Regions from separate parts of the Mus musculus genome. Here region 2 is linked to region 1. The links are chromatin contacts, found by Hi-C in ENCODE. All regions are on one chromosome and are shown on one strand. The core of a region is the stretch at or near the end of the contact, and the rest is flanking DNA. Distances in the headings are between cores, read along the strand shown. Region 1 holds the start of H2-Ab1 (histocompatibility 2, class II antigen A, beta 1). Region 2 holds the start of Btnl2 (butyrophilin-like 2).

Region 1 (6,249 bases), core at 1,117-3,616:
CATCACGGGTGAGAGGCTCTGGGGGTATCAGGGAGTGTGCTGGAAACGGAAATGAGTTCCTCAGATTTTGTATCAGAATCTTTTAGTGTGGCCCCAAGTCAACACAGTCTCCCTCAGAGAACGAGGGAAATGACAGTGATGCCTTCGGGTCAGCGCCAGGCAGCAAACAGCCCTCACAAGACAACCGTGGCCCTCAAGGAACACACGGAAATCAGGAAAACAGAATGGCGGGGAGAAACCACAGGACGCCAGAGCTACCGCGCTAAACCGCTTCTGACAGGACCCTGGCCGCTCACCCGGGCGCCCTCTCCCCTGCTTAGCCTCCCTGAGCTGGCGCTGACAGGGGCCTGAGGTCACAGCAGAGCCAGGGGTCAGAGGGCAGCTGGGCCTCATGAGGCAAAGGGCAGAGGGCAGAGGTGAGACAGGAGGGAGACTCCAAGGAGGCGCTAGGTGGTGCAGGGCAGACGGGAGGAAGGAGGCCATGCAGCTCCTCAGGCGGGAACTCTGCTCCGCGTCCCCTCACGGCCCGCCGCGCTCCCGCGGGACCCGCCGCGCTCACCAAGCCGCCGCAGGGAGGTGTGGGTCTCCGGCCCCTCGTAGTTGTGTCTGCACACCGTGTCCAGCTCGGCCCGCGTTCGCTCCAGGATCTCCGGCTGGCTGTTCCAGTACTCGGCGTCTGGCCGCCCCAGCTCGGTCACCGCGCGGTGCTCGCCCACGTCGCTGTCGTAGCGCACGTACTCCTCCCGGTTGTAGATGTATCTGGTCACATATCGTATGCGCTGCGTCCCGTTGGTGAAGTAGCACTCGCCCATGAACTGGTACACGAAATGCCCTGCGGACGGACGCGGTCAGCCCGGGGGACAGCGGGGACCACGCAGACCACGGCTCCCCGCGGCCCCACCCCGCGCCGGCGCTTCCCGCGTGGGGCGACCGCTCTCTGGGGACCGTCGGGCCTCGGGGCCTCGGGCCGGGCAGTCTCTTCGCCGCCCCCGCCCGTGAGGACCCCGCTTCGGCGGAGCACCGGGCGACGGTTCGACCCGGGGTAAGGAAGAGGAAGGGAGGGATGGGGCGACCGGGCTCGTCCTCACAAGAATACGCCTCAGGAAACGCAAACGGTACTTGGTACATTTGAAAAAAAAAATAATAATAAAACTAAGGGACACCAAAAGTTGGGTGGTAGAGGGGGGGGGATGGGCCTGGGTAGAGTTGGAAGAGGGAGTAAATATGACCAAAACTGTACGAAATTCTCAGCGAACTAATAAAACTAGGATACAAAAAATAAATAAAATATTTGCCAGTTTCTGCTACCCCACCCCCACCCTGTGGGACTCTCTCCTGTGTGCAAAAGGCCCTGACCCCCTAGGGGGCACTCGTTCTCAGGAGAGCCCCGACTACAAAACCAACAAATGGGAATCCAGGCAACCTCTGAGAACTGCCTGCTTGCACGGTCACTCCAGGCATCTTAAGGGTAACTGCGAGACTGAAGACACCTCTATGGCTTAGGGGACTGGGGCTTTATTTACTCTCTGGTCTCCGAACGAACTAGGACACCTCCGCTCACCCCAGGGTATGTATCACATATGTCCCTTCTGGGCCTAGTGTTTTCTTGGAAATTCAATTTACTAACTCAGTGTTTGAGTTCTGGATTCCATTTGACCAAAAAAATTAGGTTTCTTGGTCACTGGCTTCTCTCTGAGTTAGACGCCTAGAGTTCGCTCTCTTAAACCTCCACTCCACATGAGGAGTTGTCCGCAAACATCGGGACCACAGACCATCGCTGATCTGTTTCCCCACTTCAGAATCTGGCATTTCCTCCAGACAATGTACGGGGTGGGGGTGGGGGGCACTGGTATTGTAAGCCCTGTACGGGGGAGTGGGTGGGGGCACTGGTATTGTAAGCCCTGCTGTCTCCCCATGCACAACCCTTATCTTTGGTGGTCGATTTAAATTCTGCCGCCTCCTCCTCCTCCTCCGTTTATATGTCAGGCTCGCACCGGCGGCGGCACCATCCTAACTCAATATTAGAACACAGAAGTGAGAATGGAGTCTCACTCTCTCTTCAGAGAAAGGAAATCTATAGTAAAATCAGGATTTTGCCACCCCCTCCCACATCCCAGAGTCCCCAGGGTCCCTCAGAACACGACCCCCAGAGTGCTGGCTCTGGAGAGCCCTGCCCCCGGCACTTACTTTCGGAGTCTCCGCCCTCAGTCCCTGGGCTGCTCAGCACCATCAGCACCACCACAGCAGCCGAGAGGAGGAGGCTGGGGATCTGCAGAGCCATCTCTAAGGCACAGGTAATGGCAGTCACCAGGACTCACACCTGCTGTGCCCCCTTCAGAAAGCAAAGTTCTGTAGCCTGGAGTGATCTGAAATCCCAGAGTGTCAGGGTTGGTCCCAAGTGAGGAACCAATCAGCATTGGAGCTGAAGTCTGTCATCTGTCTCTGGGTAGACTTTGTTTACAAAGGCTCTCTATGCGCGGCATGGTCTGTTTCTTCATGAGCCCCACTGGATGAACGTTTGAGGTGACTGCTCCTCTCAGTTACAGAGTAAACTTTTCTAAACTGCAGACTGCCTGTGTTTGGGGGTTTAAAGAGAAAAGTGCGTGAAGTATAGACAACTTTGGGATAATTATTTCAAATCTACTGTTCTTACACTTGAGGTTGTAGTGGGAGAAATGAGTGTGACATGTATTAAGAGACAGAGAAATCATGTTTTGTTACATCTGACCCTCTGGGGTGCCTCAGGTGAGAAAGCAGAGTTCTTGGGGAGTCGCTGAGCCTCTTTCCAATCCTGGAATTCTCTTTGTAAAATGCAAGCCATGTTCCCTGAACTGTATTCTAGGTTTTGATAAGCTCACATGGAAGAGCAGTGTGATGTGGTTAATAATGGAAAGCATTGAGCTGTCCTGTGTACATGTTGGAAATGTCAGGTTAATGTGTGTCTCAGCCCTGCTGGCTCATGCACCTTCCCCATGCAGGAGTCTTCTACATTCACGATATTCCAATGAAAATACAGAAGTTGATCAGCCCAACGTTGCTCTTGTGGATTCTTCTGCTGTTTAAATCCTCCATAACCATGATGTCAGCTAAGGAAAACTCCACAACCTTTTAGGGCTTCCAGATCCAGCTGCCTGGAATTTCAAGGACAAAAGGCTAATGGTGTAAAATAGCAGTTTCAGGAAGGGACAGCCATAGGTTTGTCACACTGTGCCAGGCTGAATAACAGAGTCATCAACTTGTGCTTCAAATACATCTCTCCTCAGGTATACACTACTAAGTCTAATTGTCCATCAGCTGGAATGGTACCTGACAAATACCAAATGACTAAACAATAAGTCTCTTTCCCTGAAACTACAACACTATCTCTATTATTTTAGATCCTAGTTAAACAGGGGTCAGGACCTGAAAACAGAGTTGATGAAGGAAAAGGGAAAGACGTAGAGTTGGGTAACAAGACCATCCCGTGGGGGCTCCAGCAGCGCAGGTGAACTGCAGCATTCCAGGGTCCACACTGGCACCCTGATGTAGAGAACCAGAGAGGGACCGCACTGGGCTCTCACCATCAGCTCTGCTCAGGACAGACACAGATCTCCTAAGCCTAGGCAGGGAGCATGCAGGAGAAACATCAACTCAGATGTGGAAAGGGTTAGCAGACAAACATGGCCATTCAGGGACCATGGCAGTGGATGCTCTCAGGGTCCTCAGCCCCCACGTCAGACCTCCACACAATAATCTGCAGCCTCTGCCTCTTCTACACCTTCCCTAAGATGAAACCTAATAGGCTGTGTCCTCGGCTGGGAAGAGAAGAAGCCTGTGCAACACAGGGGATTTCCAGCTCTCCTAGGCCTCTTCACACAGGCTTTTCACCTAGCAACAGAAGCATCATCAGGAATCCTTTTTCTGATTGGCTGATATCACATTAGAAAACCAGTGCCTTGGGCTTCTGCCAGCTCCTTCTGCCCAGCCCAGCCTTCACTGAATCCTCAGCAGGGTTCATGTCCATACTGTATCACACGAGACAGTCACCCACTTCTTCCCTGGCTTGAAAGAAAGGGAACCCCAAAACCTCAGTCGCTGGTGCCTTCCATGACTCACGGTGGTCCTGTGTGGAGACAGGACACTTAGACTGTGGGCAGTGTAGACCCGTCTGGCTGCAGAATACAAACTACTACTCATACTGGCCAAAGTTTACAGGGGACATCTTCAGTTCGTAAGTGTAGGAGAAAAGAACTGTGGACCCCTTCCAGGGAACTCAAGAAGAAACTCTCTCCTCAGCCAGCATCCCTTGAAATCAGTGCTTCAGTGGGGCCAACTGTGAAACTAATAATCAAATTGCCACGACAAAGGTCACCCAGGACACTATTGTGTCCACTCGAGGTATCAAGGCCCCACAGCTCCTCCCAACACTATTAATATAACGCTAAGAATGATGTTGAGTTTTCCTTTAATTAAAAAAAATATATCAAGCAACTATCCCCAAGTTTTCCTTAGTCGGTTTGAAGTTATTTATACACTTCCACTATTCAACTCCTGAGTGATGAGTTATATTAACTTTCATTGTAAATATAAAATGTGTGTTTTTATTCTGCAAGTTTTTCTCTTTAAGTAACATCTTAGAAAAGTCAAAGAGTCACACAGGCAGTGAGCGAGCACAGACAAGCCCTCTGCACCTCAGAAGATTCAACTTCACTTACAAAAGAAATGCGCACACACCACAGGCAGTGGCTTGAAGCAGATGTAATTTGTAAACATCTCTGCGATCTGTGGTAACCTGAACATACATCACTTTTGCATTACAGCCTCTATCTGGAATGGCTACTGAATCCACATACTAAAGGCTTGGCTGCTGTCCAGGCCATTACGGAGAGAAGGCAGAAGCTTTAGTGGGTAGAGCCTAGAAGGAAATCAGCCGTTGGGTGTGTTGGGGGTGTAGAGGCTCTGGTCCCTTCCTGGCTTCCAGGCTGCTATAAGATCAACAGTTTTTCCCTCTGAGTCCCACAGTGATGATCTGTCTCACTGCAACCCAAAGGAAATGGAGCCAAGGGACTATGGACAGAACTGGGAGTCAAAGCAAACTTCGCACCGTATAGACTGGTTCTGATAACCCCACAGTGCTCCTGGAAGGGGCTTCATCACGCTGAAGATGTAAACAGACCTGGACTCTCACAGAAGGGTAGGTAAATGACCAGGTTGCAACTTACAAAAATAATAATAATTTCCAGGTGTGGTGGATTGCCCCTGTGATCTAGAACTTAGAAAGTTGAAACAGAAGGATTAACATGAGTTTGAAGTTATCCTGATTTAACAGCACATGTCAGGCCATGAACAACTACATAGAAAAACACGGTGTAAATTTTAAAAATGAGGAAAAAATACTAACTGTCCAATATGGCACCGTGTATGCTAACTGGAAAGATAGCACAAGTTAAATTAAGTTTAACTCTAACCCTAGATTCTAGGCACTATATAAACTCCTTTAGAAATGCATAAAAAATTTTAAGGCAACAATATCATAAAATAGCTTCAAGGACCTGTTACAACCAGCAATTGTATCAGTTATAAGGGAAAATTGATGGAAATCAGAGTGGTGACAGGGCCTGGTGATCTAAGGCTAGAAGGAGGTGCCTGGTAACACCTGTGGCCTTTCTGACCAAAACCTCACCTCCCAGGACCCGGGAAGGAAGAAACTGCAAAGCTACCTACCACCTCCCTCCAACCCACTTGTTCCTCTTGCCCCAAATGAGAGCCGACACCCAAAAAACACGGACTTCTTGGAGCCAAGGAATCAAATCTCCTTCCCCTTATACATCTTCATTAAGCTGTAGAGACTCCGAGAGTAAAGGCAGCACTCGGTGTCACCTGGGCTGCTCAGGGGACAGACCACACCTCACTCCTTCTCCATGACATCTGACCTCCGTCTTTCTCACTGTCCCACGTATAACTCTGCTCTTTCGAAGGACATCTCCTCTCAGAGAATTAAAACCATGCCTCCACCTCATCTTCACTGAAAACGGAGAAGACAAGAAGCTCTCCTGTTCCCACGTGAGCAGAGCCCCACTGATGTGGAAACACAAGGCTGTGTTTGGGAAAAGCAGAGAGGACAGACCCCCCCACCCCCCAGGAGGGGAGCAGTAATGGGAGCACCTGCTGCTGCCTGCATCTCTGCTTAAACTGACTGTGGGTAATTAGTTCTTGATGTGAAAACACAACATTTACTAATCCTACATGTCTATTTAATCTTTAAATGCC
Region 2 (6,329 bases), core at 161-2,660, 92 kb before region 1:
AATCCACCATCCTCCCTGGAGCAAACATAGAAGAAAGTACAGCTGTGATTACCCACCATGCCTTGCAGTTTCTGCATTGGTTTTTGTTTGTTTTGTTTTGTTAACTCGACAGAAGCTAGAGTCATCTGAGAAAAGGGATCCTAACTGAGGAACTGCCTCCATCAGATTGGCCTATGAGCAAATCTGTGGGGGAATTTTTCTTAATTAACGATTGATGGGAAAGGACCCAGCCCACTGCGGGCAGTGCCACCCCTGGGCAGGTGGGCTTGCATGATGTAAAAAAACAAGCTGAGCAAGTCACAGAGGGCAAGCAGTGTTGCTCCATGGTCTCTGCCTCAGTGTCTGCCTCCAGGTTACTGCTTGGGTTCCTGCCTTGATTTCCCTTCATAGTGGTCTGCCAGCTGTAAGATGAAATTAACCCTTTCTTTCCTAGGTTGCTTTTGGTCTTGATATTTATCACAGCAATAGCAAGCAAACTAGGACTTCTGATGGCTATGCTATCTTAATAGACAACTAGCACCAAACCTGTCATCATCAGATCATGGCCTGGCCCCGTTCTTTTCAGTTGTTGATCACAGCTGACTCACTCACTCACATTTGAACTCTCACGATGGAGTTACACTGTACGTTATCCCTTAGGCTCCCCCTCAGGTCTCACTTAGTCCAGTTGGCTTCTAACTTGCAACACAGCCAAGGATGACCTTGAAGTCCTTCCTCTACCTCTCGTGAATCCTGAGATTGAAATTCCATACACCAGGAGGCAGATACTGAAGAGGATGAGGCAAGACAATGTCTGGTTTGAGGCCAACCTGAGCTGAAGGAAGTTTTTTGATTGGAAAGAAAAATCAGTCCTGAGCTAAAGAGACAATGATGTTAAAAAGAGGAAAAACTCAGCTTGTTGTGGTAGCTCACTATAATCTCAGCACCCAGAAGGCTGAGGCAGGAGGATTGCCATTTGTTGGAAGCCGGCATTGGCTATAGAGTGGGAGTCTGTCTCAAAACACTACTCTCTAAAAAATGTGCAGTGGAGATCAACAGGAAGTAAGAGCCATTTCCTGACAGGATGCTGACTCTACCTACTTCCTCATCTTAGTTGACTCCTCCCCACCCCACCCCCACTCCCATGTCCATCCTTCATGAGAGACTCTCCAAGCCACTCACCTGTTGCTCTTTCCTTTAGGGTGAAATGGAGGCTGTTGGTCTCACCCAGTCACAAGTGTGTCCTTCATTCACATAGCAGGTGTCTAAGGACAGGAGAGCATAGTGACTGGTGATGGAGCAGGCAAGGAAAGTGGAAGCGTCACCAGTTTGCGTGAAGGAAGATTTGAATGGTGTCAATCTGTAGGCAGAGTTGAGTCCCCGAGGGTCAGTCTAAAATGAGGCTCCAGTCAGAGCAGCACATTTACCTTCTGCTCAAAAGTGAAACTCAGAAGGAAGGCAGGTGGACTTTGGGCTCTGTTCTGATTCATCTAGCCTTCTAGACACAGTGATAATGTTGACCCTTATCTCTTCAGAACACCAGCACGCAGGCTGGACCCTGCTCCATGCCCTGTCCAGCAGGTAGGTGACCTGACATCTGGCAGTGGCCTAAATCATGGCTACTTTGTCCTGTCCTTCAGCTTGCTGAACTTCTATGATTCCCCATCTAGGGCCAAGCTCTCTCACAACACGGAGTCTGTGGACCCTCAGAGTGCAGAGCATGACTGTCTATCAGATACTCAACCTTCACCCTACTGAGTAGAAAACCAAGTCTAGGAGGGGATGTTCCCTGTCCAAGACCAGAACATCAGGCCAAGGTGCCTGTGTGTTTTTTCTTTGTTCTTTCTCTTTTACTGGAAAACAAAGGCTTCACCCAAGAAATGTAATAAGCTTTCTGATATAGCGTGTGGGTACAATGAGCATGGCTAGTAATGGAGGGCCTTGGACACCCCTGTTATGTGCTCTTCTTTCTTCAGTCCTTCTTGGGGATCCCCTAAATTCTCTTTCACACTATTGAGGGGTCTCCAGATCCACTTTCAAGAGCTGGGAAGAGCAGTTTTAAACTTATTTAGAAGAATGTTTGTTCTTCATTGTAAGAGCGTAACAGCACAGCATGCAAGGCAACAGTGTAACAGCACAGCATGCAAGGCAACAGTGTAACAGCACAGCATGCAAGGCAACAATGTAACAGCACAGCATGCAAGGTAACGGTGTAACAGCACAGCATGCAAGGTAACAGTGTAACAGCACAGCATGCAAGGCAACAGTGTAACAGCACAGCATGCAAGGTAACAGTGTAACAGCACAGCATGCAAGGTAACGGTGTAACAGCACAGCATGCAAGGTAACGGTGTAACAGCACAGCATGCAAGGCAACAGTGTAACAGCACAGCATGCAAGGCAACAGTGTAACAGCACAGCATGCAAGGCAACAATGTAACAGCACAGCATGCAAGGTAACGGTGTAACAGCACAGCATGCAAGGTAACAGTGTAACAGCACAGCATGCAAGGTAACAGTGTAACAGCACAGCATGCAAGGCAACAGTGTAACAGCACAGCATGCAAGGCAACAGTGTAACAGCACAGCATGCAAGGTAACAGTGTAACAGCACAGCATGCAAGGTAACAGTGTAACAGCACAGCATGCAAGGCAACAGTGTAACAGCACAGCATGCAAGGCAACAGTGTAACAGCACAGCATGCAAGGTAACTGTAACAAACAGCAAAGCATGCAAGGTAACAGTGTAACAAACAGCACAGCATGCAAGGTAACAGTGTAACAAACAGCACAGCATGCAAGGTAACAGTGTAACAAACAACACAGCATGCAAGGTAACAGTGTAACAGCATAGCATGCAAGGTAACAGTGTAACAGCACAGCATGCAAGGTAACAGTGTAACAGCACAGCATGCAAGGTGCTTTTCCCTGATTCTTCCCTCTCAGGATTAGGGAATCCTGCTCCATCTAGCTTGAAGCTACTGGTCTTGATGAAGGCAGTGAGTCTAGACAAGGTCCCAAGTGCGGGATGGGAGGACTAGATATTAAGAAGGATACAAGGGCTATTTCTCCCTCAGAATAGAAGGATTGTTCCCTGTCTGTGATGGTTATTTTCTTTTCCTTTTCTTTTCTTTCTTTTCTTTCTTTCTTTCTTTCTTTCTTTCTTTCTTTCTTTTCTTTCTTTTCTTTCTTTCTTTTCTTTCTTTCTTTTCTTTCTTTCTTTCTTTCTTTTTTTTTCTTTTTTTTTTGCTTATTTTATTTTGTTTTTTTTTTGTTGTTTTGTTTTTTGTTTTGTTTGAGACAGGGTTTCACTGTGTATCCCTGGCTGTCATGGAACTCACTCTGTAGACCAGGCTGGTCTTGAACTCAGAGATCCACTTGCTACTGCCTTCTGAGTGCTGGGATTAAAGGTGTGGACCAGCATCTCCGGGCTTTCTAATGGTTAGTTTTAGTTGTCACCTTGACTCAATGTAGAGTCTCCTGAGAAGGGACTCCCTGTAACTATTTTTTTTCAAAGTCTATTTTTAATGATGGTTCTTAAATGCTTTAACCCCTCCCTTCTAGCCTATTACCCACCAGGGGGCAGTGGAAAATAAAGAATATGGGGGAAGTGGACCTGTTTAGAAATGGTTCTTTGGAGCAAATCCCATCTGTGTTGTCAGGCACAGGTTAGCAGTGGCAGCTCGATCCACTTACAAACACTTCTTGGATACACCAGTAGTCAGTTTGGTAGAGTCTGGATAGCAAACATGAATCAGCACCAGTTGCACTGCCTAGCAGAGACAGCGGGCCTCAACTTCAGCACAAGTCAGCAGGAGGGACCCAGAGGGATGCCAGGAAAAGTCCTTGGCTTCATCTCTCTCAGCAAAGTGAAGATGAGAGACCCCAAAAGCATTACGTAGCTAACTCTATAAGCAAGCCAAGCTCTGCCTTTACCACTGTCTGCCAAGTTCTATTTATACCCTCCAAACCACGTTTCTTCCATGGGTCTTGACCTCAGCACGGGCATCTGTCTCAGCTGGCATCACTCTGCCAATCAGTCCAAGTCCGAAGAAGTGACAAGAAACTGCAGCACGTCACCAGAAGTTTTTTGGTGCATTTCTCTCTATGGAGTCCTGACAAATGCAGCTCAACTACGCAATGTAAGGCAGACCAATATGTCATTAGCGAAGACTCCTTCATCACGTATCCTTTCACATGCTTGCTTTAACAGAACATCCTTTCACTTATGTCAATTCAGCGAAATGTTCCTTCACATGTTTGCTCTAGCAAAACACCATCCAACACTTTCCAAATAATCCTTAAGTTTCCACTTCAATTCCCCAGGAAGGATTGCATAGGTGGGGTTGATCTGTGGGGGAATATCTTAGTCAGGTTAGCAGAGGTGGGAACACTACGTTCTGAATTTGAGAGTCCTCATTCATGGGCCATGAGCTGCACAAGAGTGAAAAGGTAGGGTGAGATGAACAGGCACTCACAAGAGCAGAGCAGCCATGACATCACATGAACAGAGAAGTCATGACATCACAGGAGCAGAGCACCTGTGACAGCCCAGGAATTCTTGGCCAATCTGGCTTTCATAGAAAGACCTTTCAGCAGAGATTTACCACTTGAAGTCCCTTAAAGTTAAGGAGAGCTAAAAGTCTAAAGAAATCAGTAGTTGGGGCAGGGAGAGGGGAAGAGGAAGGGAAGAGAAGGGATATAGAGAGGGAGGAGAGAGAGAGAGAGGAAGGGAAAATAGGAAACGGTGGAGAGGAAGCAGCAGTGTGTTGTGCGAGTGTGAGGTCAGTGATACTCGACACTTCCAGATGTTTAAGTTTCAGACTGGGCAGTTCTTAGCCCTGGCCATCAGTCTGTCACCCACAGAACTCTTTGCATGGTCAGTGTAAGTGCTTCTGCTTGGATGGGGATGGGGGGTATCCTGGACTTCAGGAGCCCAGGGTCCACACAGCTCTGAGGGAAGAAGGTGTCCCAGTGGAAGGGCATCCTGAGACAGGAGACCACAGGAACCACACAGCTCTGAGAGGAAGCCTCCTCAGCAGAGGCATTGCAGCTCCCAGGGGAGGGTCTCCCCAGCTGAGCTCAGGAGCTCAGGAGCCTCAGGCCATCAAATTCTCTTCGCTTTTCTCTTCATTGCTTCTTTTCTTCTTGGCTTTTTCCGATGGGAGTCACACCAGGTAAACAATCTCATGAATGAGATTTATTGGAGGATCCAGGGTATGGAGGGCTGAATCCAGGGATGACTGCCCGCTGCTCTGGGAGTGAACTGGTCAGAGAACTGGGCAAAAGGGCAGTGCTTATATAGGGTTTCTGAGGGGGCGGTGCTTTTCAGGACAGAAATCTCCAGAGAGAAGATTGGTGGGATTTCAAGTCCTGAGCTTGGGGGGGGGGGGAGTTTTCACCCCACTCCCTTTCCCCTGCATCAGATTCATGGGTTAAGGTGAAAAATTCTTCCCGGCTGCAGCTGGCGTTTGCTGAGGCGCCATCTTTGTGGGTCTGTTGGGGAGGGTATGGGACTGGAAGGGAGCTGCCACTGTGGACAGATCCTGCGGATCAGCTCCTTCCGTGTTTCACTGAGGCTGTAGGCTGAGGCAGGAAAGGTGCCACCACTGTGGACAGCTCCTGAGGATCAGCCCCTACTGAGGCAGGAAAGGAGATGCACCGCCATGGACAGCTCCCATGAGGGCTGCAGGCTGAGGAGATGTTGTGGAGCCACCAATTTAATAGGAGCCGATGGCTCCTGTGCATCATTTTACCGCCGTGGTCCTAGGCTGGGGCAGGGAAGGAGAGGCCTGCCTGCTGCCACTTTGAGGGTTTTCATGGTGCTCTGCTCGGGGACTACGGTCTGTTCCATCACGGTCCTAAAATCCAAAAAGATTCTGACAAACCAGATCCTCTGAATGTTTAATTTTTCACTTAAAATCTTAATTTACTTTCAAATTGATTTTATGAGAATTTACAAGTCTGAATCACTCACCAGTTATTGTTTTCTGAAAGTGATAAAATTGATTTTGCCGCAGATACAAACAAGGAGCTACATGTGGGGAATCAAGAGGAACACAGGGTTTGTGCCAATTCTTTACACTCTCCAGGATCACAGAGAACTAGACTCCAAACCAATGCTTAATTTCTGTTCCTAAAAACATGAACTCATGCTCAGCTGCTTGTAATTTTCAGACACACCATCCTGTGAGATAAGAGCCTTCAGGAGCTCTGGGCGCTTGACTTGTCCAGTCAGGGTCAGTCAGGCTATTTGTCCTCTTCCACTGATGCTGAAACTTCCAGCCTAAACCAGGAGCTTCAGGTTGAATATTGTCTAACGGGAATCAGTCAATCCCCTCTTTCAAAGC

What was found. Hi-C counts contacts between places; a loop is a spot of excess contacts on that map.
Region 2: a map of mouse embryonic stem cell shows a loop between it and region 1 (2.6-fold over the local background). The contact joins the promoter of Btnl2 here to the promoter of H2-Ab1 in region 1. A Hi-C loop is called at or near these places in 16 of 37 maps with a recorded cell type or tissue (T-helper 2 cell, adrenal gland, gastrocnemius and 5 more).

What each region holds. Positions count from the first base shown.
Region 1 is chr17:34,259,344-34,265,592 of GRCm38, reverse strand. H2-Ab1 (histocompatibility 2, class II antigen A, beta 1) reads right to left here and starts at 2,366. Exons shown (of 6, transcript NM_207105.3): 1 at 2,188-2,366; 2 at 560-832. The coding sequence starts at 2,281.
Region 2 is chr17:34,349,903-34,356,231 of GRCm38, reverse strand. It overlaps Btnl2 (butyrophilin-like 2), which reads right to left and starts at 1,410. Exons shown (of 9, transcript NM_079835.2): 1 at 1,162-1,410; 2 at 1-15. The coding sequence starts at 10.